2 separate regions of the Mus musculus genome follow, and region 2 is linked to region 1. Evidence: chromatin loops called from intact Hi-C (ENCODE). Cell type or tissue: left cerebral cortex. All regions are shown on one strand. Links, peaks and the distances in the headings refer to the core of each region. The heading gives the core; the rest is flanking DNA. Region 1 has its middle 19 kb from the start of Gm33958. Region 2 has its middle 13 kb from the start of A330076C08Rik.

The links. Hi-C counts contacts between places; a loop is a spot of excess contacts. Peaks named below come from ENCODE experiments on the same cell type or tissue, not always from the same donor. Only the 100,000 strongest peaks of a DNase experiment are listed, where the experiment ranks them.
Region 2: it touches region 1 in a loop (2.9-fold over the local background); 3 of 42 quality-filtered maps call a loop at or near these places.

The regions. Positions count from the first base shown.
Region 1 is chr13:44,415,996-44,422,535 of GRCm38, reverse strand. No RefSeq gene overlaps it. Among named protein-coding and RNA genes, the nearest start is that of Gm33958, 19 kb to the right of the region's middle. In left cerebral cortex, for the core only: no CTCF peak of the experiment used is centred there; a DNase peak (open chromatin) is centred at 3,533.
Region 2 is chr13:44,225,919-44,232,458 of GRCm38, reverse strand. No RefSeq gene overlaps it. Among named protein-coding and RNA genes, the nearest start is that of A330076C08Rik, 13 kb to the right of the region's middle. In left cerebral cortex, for the core only: a CTCF peak has its summit at 3,726; DNase peaks (open chromatin) are centred at 3,033, 3,472 and 3,680; H3K27ac peaks cover 1,054 bases.

The DNA.
Region 1 (6,540 bases), core at 2,056-4,555:
GCAGACTCTTGTGTTTCCTTTTCCTATTTGTTCACAGACGATTCTCCATCATCTTTCCCTCCCTGAGTCCATGCCCACCCACCCACTCTTCAGGGCCCAATGTGGTTGACAATAGAGAACATTCCTTTTTTTCTTTTTTTTAAACAAGAAAGACCATCTCAATGACAACATTTAATCTGCAAGCAAATCACATGCTGGACCTTTCTCAGAACCAAAAGGGATGGGCTGTCTAACAGACATCTTTGTCCTCCCAGTCTTAGTACATTTCCAGGTGCACACGCATTCATATCTTCCCAGCAAGTTGGTGACTGGAGGGCTGGCTGAGGCAGACTGTCAGCCCTTGTCAGCCGCATTACAGTGATTTCTGGCCTTGCTGCCCTCAGATCTACCCTTGGACCATTCCATCCATGCATGCATCTCATGACTCCCTGCTGCTCCCACACGGCTCCTCGTGTCACAGAGCAAAGACAAGGGCTCTTTCTTATGGGGCCTTCTCCTCTCAATTCTTGTGGTTCTTTCCTGATTTACACTCAGAATGACAACCCCGGTATGCATCATGCCTTAGGATGGGTCATGCCATCTCAAAGGCCTATTATGAGCTGACCTTGTTGAGAAGTGGGGGTGGGGGGGGTGGGGGGGGAGGGAAGAAATGAGAGAGAGAAAGAGAGAGAGAGAGAGAGAGAGAGAGAGAGAGAGAGAGAGAGAGAGAGAGAGAGAGAGAGAAGCTATTGTGAGGGCTAAAAACATGCGGTGGAAAGATAGTAACAGGGAAACAGGGAAGGCTTTTTGGCCACCGGGTAGGTTCTTTGGCATCCTGGTTGTGTCTTCTTTAGAGGAAGAAAGTGTCTCCCAGAACACAGCTTGGAACTATGTTACACTGTGTCTGTGGTTCTTTGCCAAGAATCTGATGTCTCCTCCAAATAGCTCATCGCTGCCTCTCCCTGAAGCAGAGTAGGTGGATACCTCAGTTCTTTCTGTGAGAAGAGGGGGAGGGGCTGGCTGATTAGTGTCAACATTCTTCATTTATGACTTCAGGTTTCTTCATGGGTGGGTGTGATGAGAACAGTTAGGTGTCATTACAGGCACAGTGGTACTGGGGCTAAGGCTATGTCTCTGATATCTCATGGATGATGGTTCCGAGTTGCTGTCTCTTAGCTTCAGCAAGCACTGATATTAAAAGAGGTGATATATTTTTTTTATTTTTATTGATTTTAATTTTTATTTTTGAGACTGGCTCTCACGCATCTCAGGATGGCCTAGAACTCTATCTGTAGCTAATAATGACCTTACACTTCTGGTCTTCCTGCCTCCTAACTGCATCCCCCCCCCCCAACACACACACCCTCAGCGCTTTTCCAAGTCAGACTCTAGAACCATCTGTGCTTTTCCAGAAGCATCCATGCCAAGCAATTATTGGCATTACTAAAGTGAGGCCTTCATACTGCTTCTAATGCCAAAGTCAGTGATAGCAAAACGAAGCTCTCATGAGTCGTTTAAGGATGGGGGCGACGTCTTGAGACATGTTTTGTTACATTTCATCCTTGTGGGCACATCACATCACCCTTATGCAAATTAAGACGGCTGCGGTGTTGCTTCTTGGCCTTAAAAACATTGTGTGTGTGTGTGTGTGTGTGTGTGTGTGTGTGTGTGTGTGTGTGTTGTCAGAGGACAATTCTTGGGAGTCAGTTCTCTCTGCTACAGTCACCTTGTGGAATCTGGGAAATGAACTCAAGGTTTTCAGGCCTGTGTACAAGTGCCTCTCAGTGGCCTTCCAACCATTCTGGCTGAGATCAAACAAAGATGGTGACGACGGCATCACTAGGCAACATAATCTTATGGGTCCAGTCTTCTATGCTCAGCCCACCATCGACTTCATTGTGAAGGCCAGAGCACATAGTTCAATTTTAAGTCTGTTCTGTCTATGCTCGGGGCTGGGACCACTGTGTAGTCATTTGTAAACTGGCCCGAGGTGCATGCACGTTAGCGGGACCCCTCTCCTGTCCTGGGCTTAGGGCTCCCACTTGTCTTTGTGTTACTGTGATGGGAAAACACCAGCAAGTGCCAGCTTGGCTGGAGGGCTGGTCAGTAAGTGTTAAAACAGCCTCTTCTGTTTCCACCTCATTCCCTTATGAACTTGCTACCTAGGGACACTTATAAAATGCAACCAATGCCTCGTTAATTTTAAATGAATCTCCCCATGTAACCACTCATCTCTGACGGCCACAATTAACCTGTACTCCACCCTCCCTTCTAGGTTTGGCTGGCTGAATCGGCCCTTGCCCCCCCCCTTCCCCCCCTTGACTTGCACCCGGAGTTCTGAGTTTCTGTAAAACTCCAGGAGGGATTCTCAAGCTTAGAGCCCCTTCTCTTTCTACAGCCCTTTGGAGCCCCTCCCCCAGACTCTCTCTTTGAGCCTGCCACCTCCAGCCTGGCTAATAACGCTTTAAAGGTGTTGAGTAATCAGACTTCCCAGGCAGGCACTTTGACCTTGCAATTTCCTTTCCTGCCTTCCGCTTTGGCTTTCAGGCCCGTGTTTCCCCCGCAGCTTGGTGTGTGTGTGCCGTGGCTGATGGAGCAGGGCTTAAGCAGCTCTGTGTGTCCCGCAGCAGGAAGAAGGAAATTTGAGTTGGTATTTTCCGGCAAGGCTAACAAGTCACTGTTTTGTTTGGTGCTGGGGCCACGGGATTGCTCTGTCTGGAGCAAGCCCCTAGGTTAGGCTTCCTTTCTGATTCACATTAGGCAAAGTCTAAAAATGTCACAAATTGCTGGGCATTCCCTGTGCCCCAGAAGAACGGAAGGCGCCTCCCCCCCCCCCCCCCCGTTCCTATCTACCTTGCATTTATGTGTACTTTGTTCATCCAAGGTTTGAAGGTCTTCATTGTGGTGTGTTCATTCTGACCCTGACTGTAACCATAAACTTTTTTTTAAATGATTTGTTCACTTTACATCCCAATATCAGCTGCCCCAACCCCGCACTCTTGAGGACTGTCCCACTTCCCTGAGGGACTGTCCCACTGCCCCTGTCCTCCCTGCCCGCACCAGTCCCAGCTTAGCCTGCGGGGCTGTCTTAGAGAACCGGCCGTCACTGCCGACTGGGGTGTTTGACTTACATCTTGGACCAGCCCAGGGCCCTATTCAGTGAACATGGGGTGCACCCATTACCCTGTCAGAGCAATTGTGGTGAATAAGATGTTTAGAAAAAGCAGTCAGCTGATCTCAGAAAGCCTGGTCTGTGGCCATGGAACCCGAGTACCGCCCCATACCCTGAGAAGCTTAGCAACAGCTGCGTGATGAGGAACCCAAGCTTGCTCAACTCTCCGAATCCTGAAAGGGCATGGGGTAGACAGACACGCCCTCTCCTCTCAGCATGTGGACAAGAAAGCATCCACAGTGCATCTATGTGTTTGGATTATTATTTACAACTAGTTAAGGAAACTTCCTGCTTGCTGGCATCTTTCCTTTCCAGCAAGCCCATCCGTCCACCCACTGCTCTCTCCTACCCTTCTCTTCCCTCCTTCCCACCTTCATCCTAAACCTCAGATCCTTCCCACACCCACATTCCTTTCAGTATCCGACACTTAGTGTGTTTAGTGTAGGAATGGAAACGAGACCATCTGGAATTTAGGTAGCTATAGTAATTTGCTAAGACACATCCCCACCGGAAATGAGTCACCAGGGGTAGACTTGGTCCACTTCCTGTCCTCTCATCTGACCAAGCTGCCTCACATCTCTGCCCCCATGGCTTCAAGACCATGATGGACTGTATCCTCTCGAACTGTGAGCCATTCCAGCTGTCCCCGCTTTCCTCTCTTTTTTCAAGTATAGCCCACATTGGTCTAGAACTCAAAACCCTCCAGCCTCACCCCTCCAACTATTGAGGTCCAGGCATGTGGCTTAACTCTGTCTTCTTCACAGAAATGGTGTATGCTTGTAGAATTTTCTTCTGAAGCTTAGGCTCTGTGGAGCCAACTGTCCCGTGGCCTTCTTGACTCCCAGAGGGTCACATGTCTGGGTTTAGAGGGATTAACTTTGAGTTTGCAGCAGAGAAGATGACTCCCCTGTGTTAAGCAGCAATGTGATGTAGCTTAAGTCCAGGCACTTTGCTAAGTCACCACAGGTCATGTCTATAGGGAGTCATTTTAACTATTCCAACTACTTGATCACATGAGACTCAGAGCCTAAGTTCCCTACTAAAAGGACTTGAACCCTTGTGCACTCTGGGTACATACATTCATGTCTTCTACCCCAAACAAACAAACACACACCCCAAAACAAAAACAAACAACAACAAAACCCAAAAAAACAAAAAACAAAACAAAACAAAACCAAACAAACAACAAAACCCAGAAAAACCTTCCATGCAGAAAACTGAACCAACTCACTCTCCCTTGATATGAGGCCCTTGTTCAGAAGTCAGTTCCCAGTCTCCTGGAGAGGTTTTCCAAAGGTTAGTGCTGTTTGGAATCTACATCTGTCCTAGAAGTAATTGAGAGCCATTGCTCCTGCATCAGAGGGACTGGCTTTGGTGGAACAGCTAAGCTGACGTCTGGAGAGTGGGGTCAAGGGCTTCTGGTCATATCCCTTCCAGGAACCATGCTGGGTCAGGTGGAGACACTGAAGAAACGAGCCTGAGCCGAGCAGAGCTATGGCGGCCGAATGTCTCTCTAGGTGATTCTATGGCCTGGTTCCTCCATCCTTTGGAGGCCTGAGCAGACTCCTCTCTTCAAGCCCCCTGCAGTTTCTTTGCCAGGACTTCCCCCAACCTGCTTTGTCAGAGAGACAAGCCCTCAATAGCCTGCTTATCTCAGAGTGTTATGTTAGCTTTAAAGTTTGACAGTTCCCTGAAAACAAGAACTTAATACTATTTAAAAGCACTTATCTCTGCTGGGTCAGGTTTGTGAATTAAATGTGTGTTGGGTTTTTTTCCTCATCCTTGCAAGAACTGCCTTCCTGTAAGTTGTAAGTAGTGACAGGGAGATTTCACAGGGAAAAGAATCACATTAAAAAGGAAAGTGGGCGGGGGTGGGGGAGAAAGAGATAGCTGGGGGAGAGAGACAGAGAGATAGAGAAAGAGATGAGAGAAGAGAGACAGGGAGGGGGGCTTGGGGAGCGAGGAGAAGGGGAGAGGAGGGAGAGCAAGTGGGGGGAGAGGAGAGGGGATGCGGAGTCTTTGTCACTGCCATGGTGCAAGTTTGTTTCCCTAGTGGGGGATTTTCCAGGGGCTCTTAGTGTTGTGGCTTTACGGGGTAAATTCGGTGGAAAGAGGCACACTTCCCGTGCAGAATGTCCTTTTAACTCTCTCTTCTGCTCCTCTGCGCTTTGCCTCTGAATACACAAGAATCTGTATTTGTGACTGCCAAGAGCTTTCTGCTGGGAGGGAGGATGCCTTGTAAATAAATCACTCGTTCACAGCCAGTTAACAGGGAGTGTCTTTCTCACCCGTAATTACGGTTTTGCTTTGAGTTAAGAAGGTTGTTTTTTGGGGGCAATAAATTCTGGTGTCAGTTATCCTTCACTCTCTCTGGAGTGAGCCCTCAGCTGGAAATTGGTGTTCTTAACAGTTGGACCTCTGGGGTCTGGGAGGCTGTACAGCAGAAAATCGACCCAGCGAGGGGGGTGGGGGGGGGGACAGGGGAAAAGGTCCAGGAGGGGAGAAAAGAGGAGGAAAGAGAGATAATAAAGAAGGGGGAAGATAGAGAAGAAAAGTTGATGCGATGACTTTCTAATTTTGGTAATAGGAAATGTGAAAGTTAGGAAAGAAACCTCGGTTCCTATCAACATATCTCATATTGTGGAATTTTGGTGGCGCATTACCCTGAGATGTTTGAAAACTTTCGAAACTGTGTTAGGCCCATGGTTAACTACTTACAGTGGTGTGTGTGTGTGTGTGTGTGTGTGTGTGTGTGTGTGTGTGTACCTATTCTAAAAAGCTTCCGCAACACGAACACACTTGCATTGTTGTGTCACATTGAGAAAACCTTCCAGCTAGAAAATTTCAAGTAGAGTAAGGAGTGAACTCTCCCATGCAGATTGTTGACAGAAAACCTTCCCAACATCAGCTTTAATATTTCTGGGTCAGGATATGATAAAAATAATCCTAACACTTTGAAAACATGATTTTTTTTTTGAGTCCTCTCCACGGTGGGTTCATAGCTTTAGTATTCTGACCCTTTGAGTAAATCTGTGATGATGAATGGCCTAGCAGCCTCTGCCAAGAGTAAAGTCATTTGGTCAGATTTTAGCAATCCCAAGCTGTTGCTAAAGCCCAGTTGGTAAAGCCTGCTGCCAGGGTCAAGGGCTTGTCTGCGTCGCAGGGTATAGCTCTGGTCTTGTGCTTCACGTGACAGGCGGGGTTATTTAAGGCAGGAGTATGTGGTACTAGTCCAGCTGTGTGCCTTTGTCCTGTTTCTGTTTTATGTATGGGCCAGGCATGTGGGATCTGGCTGTCTTGACCTATGATATTTCCATGTGATCCCAGCTTGGAAGTTGTCCGAGGGAGCAGGAGACCGGGGTGGAGGCAAGGGTGTGCTCTCAAACAAA
Region 2 (6,540 bases), core at 1,853-4,352, 190 kb after region 1:
GGATAATAAATACCGTTTGCTGGCATGAGTTCCTAGGGCAGAGCTGGCCACAGGAATCGAGGTCCCCAGGATGTGAGGACCCCTTACAAAGCAGGCATTTATGAACCGGTTTGCTCGCCACTAATTAATTCCCCAGACATTCACCAACAGTAACAATCCCTTCAATTAGAGGCCAGGCCCTGGAAAGCCCTGCTGTTTATTGGAACTGACATCTGCATGGCCAAGTGTGACTGTGTTAATACGGAAATGCACAAAGGGACCCGGAGTCCTCCCTCCCCATCCCCGTAGCCCCCCTGTAACTTTTAAGCAAGGATTTGGCTCTTTAAGGAGTTTTTAATTTGTGGCTTTGCACTTTGGTGGTTAGCTTGTCAGCACGTTGCTTACGCTTCTCCCTGGGCTGTGATGTGCCCCTGTTCTGGGTTCTATCATAAGCTCATGAAAAGGACCTCAGACACTCTAAGGACAGATCTGCTGGAACTAGAGTTACAGTCTCCTGCGAGCTGCTATGTAGGTGCTGGTCACCAAATGTGTGTCCTCTGCAAGAGCAGAAAGTGCTTGACAGCTGAGCCATCTCTTCAGCCCTGGGTGTTGTTGTTGTTTGTTATTATTGTTAGCTTGTTTGTTTGTTTCCTGGCATTTTTAGGAAGTTGACTTTCCCGATTCTCCTATTCTGGGGAGATGTCAGGCTAGATGGTACCAAGATGATTAAGGGAATACACCCCTGACCACTGAGAAAGAGGATTAAACCTGAGCGAATTCACAGATCTAGACAAGGCAGGATTAAGACAGGCTGGTGGTAAGAGGGAGCCAGGGATAAGAGGGCAGGGCTCCAGGGGAGATGCAGGCAGCTGGCTGGCCAGCTTTGTGGAAGCCCTGGCTTCCACAGGCATTCACTAGGGGTCCAGAAAGCCAGTCTGGGCACAGAAAGGGACTGGGTCATCTGGGGGCATGCACTCTGGGCTGAGGGAGACTCTCACTGCGAGGCAGAGCGTAAGCTGATCATTTGAGGCTTGGCTGACCAGGGCATTAAGTCTGCAATAATTTAGACAGATGGAGACCAGTGGGATGTGGGAGTTACTTCAGGAGAATCAGAGTTAAGACAGTGTGGGGTAAGAAAGGGGAACTGGGGCACACAACCTAAGACTCCGCCCTGACTTGCCCTCATAGGACATAATTTGAGGACACTTCCCAAAGTTTTGTGTGCTGACAGCTTGACCCCTCAGGATGACAGGGCGAATGTGGAGGATCTTTCAGAGATGGGGCCTAGTGGGAGGTGACCAGGTCACTGGGGCACTACCCTAGGAAGAGATTAATGTAGTGCTCTTCCCCCCAAGAGTGGGTGGTGGTAGAAGCAGTGCACCTCACAGGAACATACTTGCCTGTTGTTTTGTCATGGTCGTCCCATCGCTACACTACACCACCTTCATGCTGGAGTACAGACAGCCGCCATCACCCCTTTGAGCCCCCAAAGCTGTAGGAAAACTGAAGCTCTTTACTACTGTGTCCCTTGATCCTGGTGTTTGGTTATAGTGACATGGAGCAGACTCAAGCAGGCTCTGAGAGCAAGGTCCCCTTTCTACAGCCCCATCTCAGGCTGGGAAGGAGGTAAGCAAGGAACAGCAGCTTTGTGGTTAGAGCTGAACGGTCAAAAGATGTGAAAGCTTTATGGAGGTCAAAGAAGGTCAGGTCAAAGAAGGGAGGGCTCAGATGACAGCGTAGTGGGGAAAGTACCTGTCTCCTAAGCACGAAGAGCCGAACCTAATCCCAGCACCCACGGTAAAGATAGGCATGTACCTGTAGTCCCAGCACTGGGGAGCAGAGACAGGGAGATCCCTGGGCTCATTGGCCACTGGCCGCTGTTATAGACCAGCGAGAGATCCTGTCTCAAAACAGAAACAAAACAAACAAAACCCATCTTGACATCTTGACAGCTTCCAAGAGGATCTTCTACTCTTTATATGAGTATGCACTTATTTGTGCACATGTACCCCTCCCCACACTCACACACATACACACACACACACACATACTCACATACACACACTCACATACACACGCTCACATATATATACACATACACTCACACACACATACACACATATACTTACACATACACTCACATACATACAGACACATACATACACTCACATACATACACACTTACACGTATACTCACATACACACACACTCAAATACATGCAACACATACACACATACACTCGCATGCACACAGACTCACACATATACACTCACACACACACTCACACACTCACATACATACACACATTCACACACAATTCATACACACACTCACTCACACATACTCATGCACATACATTCACACACACACACTCACACACATTCACTCACATACTCGCACACTCACATATACACACATACATACACACACATACATACACTCACATACACACACAATTCACACACATACACACACACATTCACATACATACACTCACACACACTCTCCCACACACACCCCACACACTCAAAGAACACACATGGGGAGAATGCAATACAGCAAACAAGAGAGAGCACCTAGAGAGAAGACATGCCCATGAGGACACTGAGGGGCAGTACAGGTGACCCTGGCAAAGTCAACACTGACAGCACTAGAGAATAGGAGATGGTGCTGGCTGCTCCCATAAACTGCCGGCCCTTGGAGGGTGCTAGTCACAGGCAGGTATGGTTCTGAGGGCTTTAAAGGAAGTAAACCAGCCGATACTTGTGATGAACATGGAGCCCTGGATGCAGAAGTTTAGTTTGTCCCAGCTCTTCTGGCATCAGGACCTTGTGACACTAGACAGGTGACAAAGCCTGTGTGTATTTTAAGGTCCTGAGTAACTCAGGATGTGTGTTAATATCAGCTGATCTAGAGAAAGGACCTCAGACTCTGGAGACCTCAACCTAGATGACAACTCAGCAGGAGCACCAGGCTCACATCCCTCCACCCACACACCCATCCTTCTATGTCTCAGATCCTACGTGAAGCCCTTGCGTTGCCCAACACTCCAGCCTGGCCCTCATTCCCTTCTCTCTCCCTCTGGCTCTCACGTCATTAACAAAACTCCCCAGACCCTTGCAAATCCCCTAAAGCAGGACTGTCCCAGGAGACAAATGGTGGATTTAATAAGCTTCCCCTTAAATGGCCTCAATCCCTTCCAGTTGATTAGGAGGAGAAAACACCGGACTGCAGGACAGTTCCCGGGCAGGAGGTGAGGGAGGGAGAATAAAGAATGTCTCCCAGCTCCCGGGCCTCGGGGACCAAATTAAGAAAGCAGGCACCACTTACTCAAAATCAGATGAATGTCAGCGGAATGTTTGTCAAACAAACTTGTCATTATTTGTCACAATTTGAGGACGTATCCGTCAGTCGTCACACTGGAGCGTGTAACAGCTATTTATAGCTGCCAGCCGAGAGTTTTAACTCATGCAGGGCCAAGGCTCCACAGTATAAACAGATTTATTTATAATGATTGCGCAGCTATAAATAGTTTGGTTTGGGGAGCGTCGAAGAACAGCTCTGGAATGTTCTGCCAGTGCCAGCGGCAGGAAGGCTGACAGCGGGAGATGAACCCTGCTTTTTGTTTTGTTTTCTTCTTCTTCTTTGGAGACTCTTTATGTATGTCCTTGGTCACACCCTTCCTCAATGTCTCTTCTGGAAGGGGAGTGGTGTTCCTCTGCATTCCCAGGAGATGGTAGAAGTTACTCACTTAATTAACATCTGCCCCAAGATCCTCCCTTGAAAGGGAGTCCAGGCCGGGGCTTCGCCTCCTTTGTGCCTATTCGTGGACAATGAACTAATTACAGTCTCTTTTCTCCCGCAGGGTTGGGGGGGGGTGTTATCCTGTTATTCCAGCGAGAAGGCAACTCTCCAAAGGCTTGTTTATAGCTTCAGATTTAATTTGAATGGCTGTGTCCTCTCTTCCAAAATAAGAGGTTATCAGAAATGAACTAGTTTCTCATGTCAGCAGGACCCCAGCTGAGGATTAAAGAGTAGGGGTGGGGGGAGGTGCTGAGGAGAGGGACGGGAACACGCATGTATAAACTGTACATGGAAAACACATAGTTGCATCAGTGTAAAATCCGATCATTATAACATTTGGCACAGGGGCAATAGCGATCCACTAGCCAGCCTGCACCCCTGCCCTCAAGAGCACATACCTATTTATCACATTGAAATGTCTGCTGTCATACCTCTTTCTAATGCCATCTGCCAAAGTCATCCGCTCAGTTTTCATGCGGCTGGCCTCAATCTTATTTTGCATACACACACACACACACACACACATATACATACATAAAGAAAAGGTGTGTCCTGGAAAAAAATTTATTGGATCTTAATTTGCAAGATTAGTTCTGGTTCATTTTATGGCTGTAATTTAATACTCATAATGATTTTCTGACACATATGTTTTAGCAGCAAGCTCTCCCTCCTATTCATCTTTCATTTCGATACAGCTCTAAAGTAGATTAGGCTGGATGGTACGCGTCAGGGAGTGTGGCACCCCGAGAGAAACTGGCATCAAACTGCTGCGGCTGCTCCAAGCTGGCAACAAGGCTCAGCTGGGCACAGGGGATGGGATGGCAGAAGCAAGAAGCCCAACTTCGAGAGCCATCATTATCAGCTATATCATCATCATCATTACCATCACTAGTGTAATTCTTTGAGGACGGCTGTAAGTCAGGCCCTATGTAATCAAAAGCCGCTGAGTACCTCTGCAGGTAGTATAGCTTATGGGTACAAACCGATAGTTTAGTTCTCTGGATGTCAAAGAGGGGGAAGGCTCTGGAAGGTTCTGCCAAAGCCAGTGACAGGGCAGGTAGACATCAGTAGCAGAGAGATGAATCCTGTGAGTCTTTGTCCTTTCCCTGGAGTCCTCAATGCTGCAGGACCCTAGGTGTGGAGGCCCACGTTTGGCGAAGGCAGGTTTCCTTTGACAGTCTCTCTGGGAACCTAAGTTATACATTTGCAAGAATGTACACATGACTATGTAACTTGATAAAAGTGACTTAAACTGAAAGTTGAGAGAGATTTGGGGAGTGCGGAGCTCATCCTGGAGAATGTGATGGACCTCTGAAGCGAGCAGCCCCCAAGCCTGGTTTAGGGTTATGACAGAGGCACCCAAGGCCAGGGTACAGGAAATCCAAGGGCATAATGTGAATCGAGTTGAATGGCCAGGTGGGCAACTCTTCGTTTATTATGGGAGAAGCCGTCACCATACATGCTACTAAGACTAATCCAACCTGCTGTGAGTTTACCTCACAGGGAGCTACACAGGACAGACTGCGTTCAGACAGATGGACGCTATACCAGGATTCTCCTTTACCCTCTTCCAAGTCCTCTCAGACTTTGTGAAGGCTCTGTACTATTTTAAAGGATAGTTTTCATCCTCCCTCCCTCCCTCCCTCCCTCCCTCCCTCCCTCCCTTCTTTGGTTTATTTATTTATTTATTCATTTATTTTTAAAGAGAGGGGTTCTCAATGTTTAAAATAGGACAGATATTTTCATACTAATGATAACATCTTCACGTTACCAAGCAAGTAATTTCATGGAGGCTTCCCAGGACTAGAGATATGCATAGTTAGGAACAGCACTACTAATGTGTGCTATACAAGATGTCAGTCTGATACAGCTTATGGCGAGGGCTTTTGTTTATCCCTGTTTCTGCCTTGTGTCCTCTCCCCACCCCCCAGCTCCCTCATGTGAGCTGAGGAAGGTGCACTGTGAAAGCCATAGGCAGCTGAGGGTCTTCTTGAGGTAGCTGTTAGGGTTTTCCCCACGATTTCTCTCCTCAACAGAGGAGGGAACAGAGCCCCGGTGTCTCAAGGCTTTCCCATTCGACTTTCAAGAGACAGAGTTGGGAAGAAACTACTGTCTCTTTCCTCACAACAAAAAACAAACTACTCTTAATACTTGCTAAGAATGGATGCATGTGCCCTTATGAAGGTTCATCCTGGTGGCTCAGATAAATGTCCTGAAGGCAGGAATAGGGCTCTAAAATTCTTTCTGAAGAGTTTGTCATAAGCTATATCAAATTTACATTTTGTATAGCACAAATTAATAGTGGTGTTATTAACTTTCTGAAGGGTTTCAAATTCTTAAACATTTTTATTTATTTTTTTAATTCTTTCTCCTTTTTCTTGCCTTGGAGAGAAATGGGGGAGGGAGCTGCGTAGATGTCTTACTCACACAGGTCACCTTAGTTTTTGAGACAGGCCCTCTCTCTGAACCCAAAACTCAGGGATTCACCTGAATTGGCTGGCCAGGGAGCCCAGGCTTTCTCTTGTCTCCGCTTCCCCGGTGCTGAGATTACAGGTACCCTCACCCTGCTTTTACGTGGGTGCTGGGGCTCAAACTTAAGCCCTCACCTTTGAGCAGTAGGTTCATTCCCCACAGAGCCATTTCCCCAGCCTCTGCAGCTCTTCTTTCTTCTTGCTTAGGGCCTTGCTGGCAGGTAGATCCTGCTTCTCATAATTTACCCTCAGTAAGATGGGGTAACTTCTCCATAAGATGGGGAG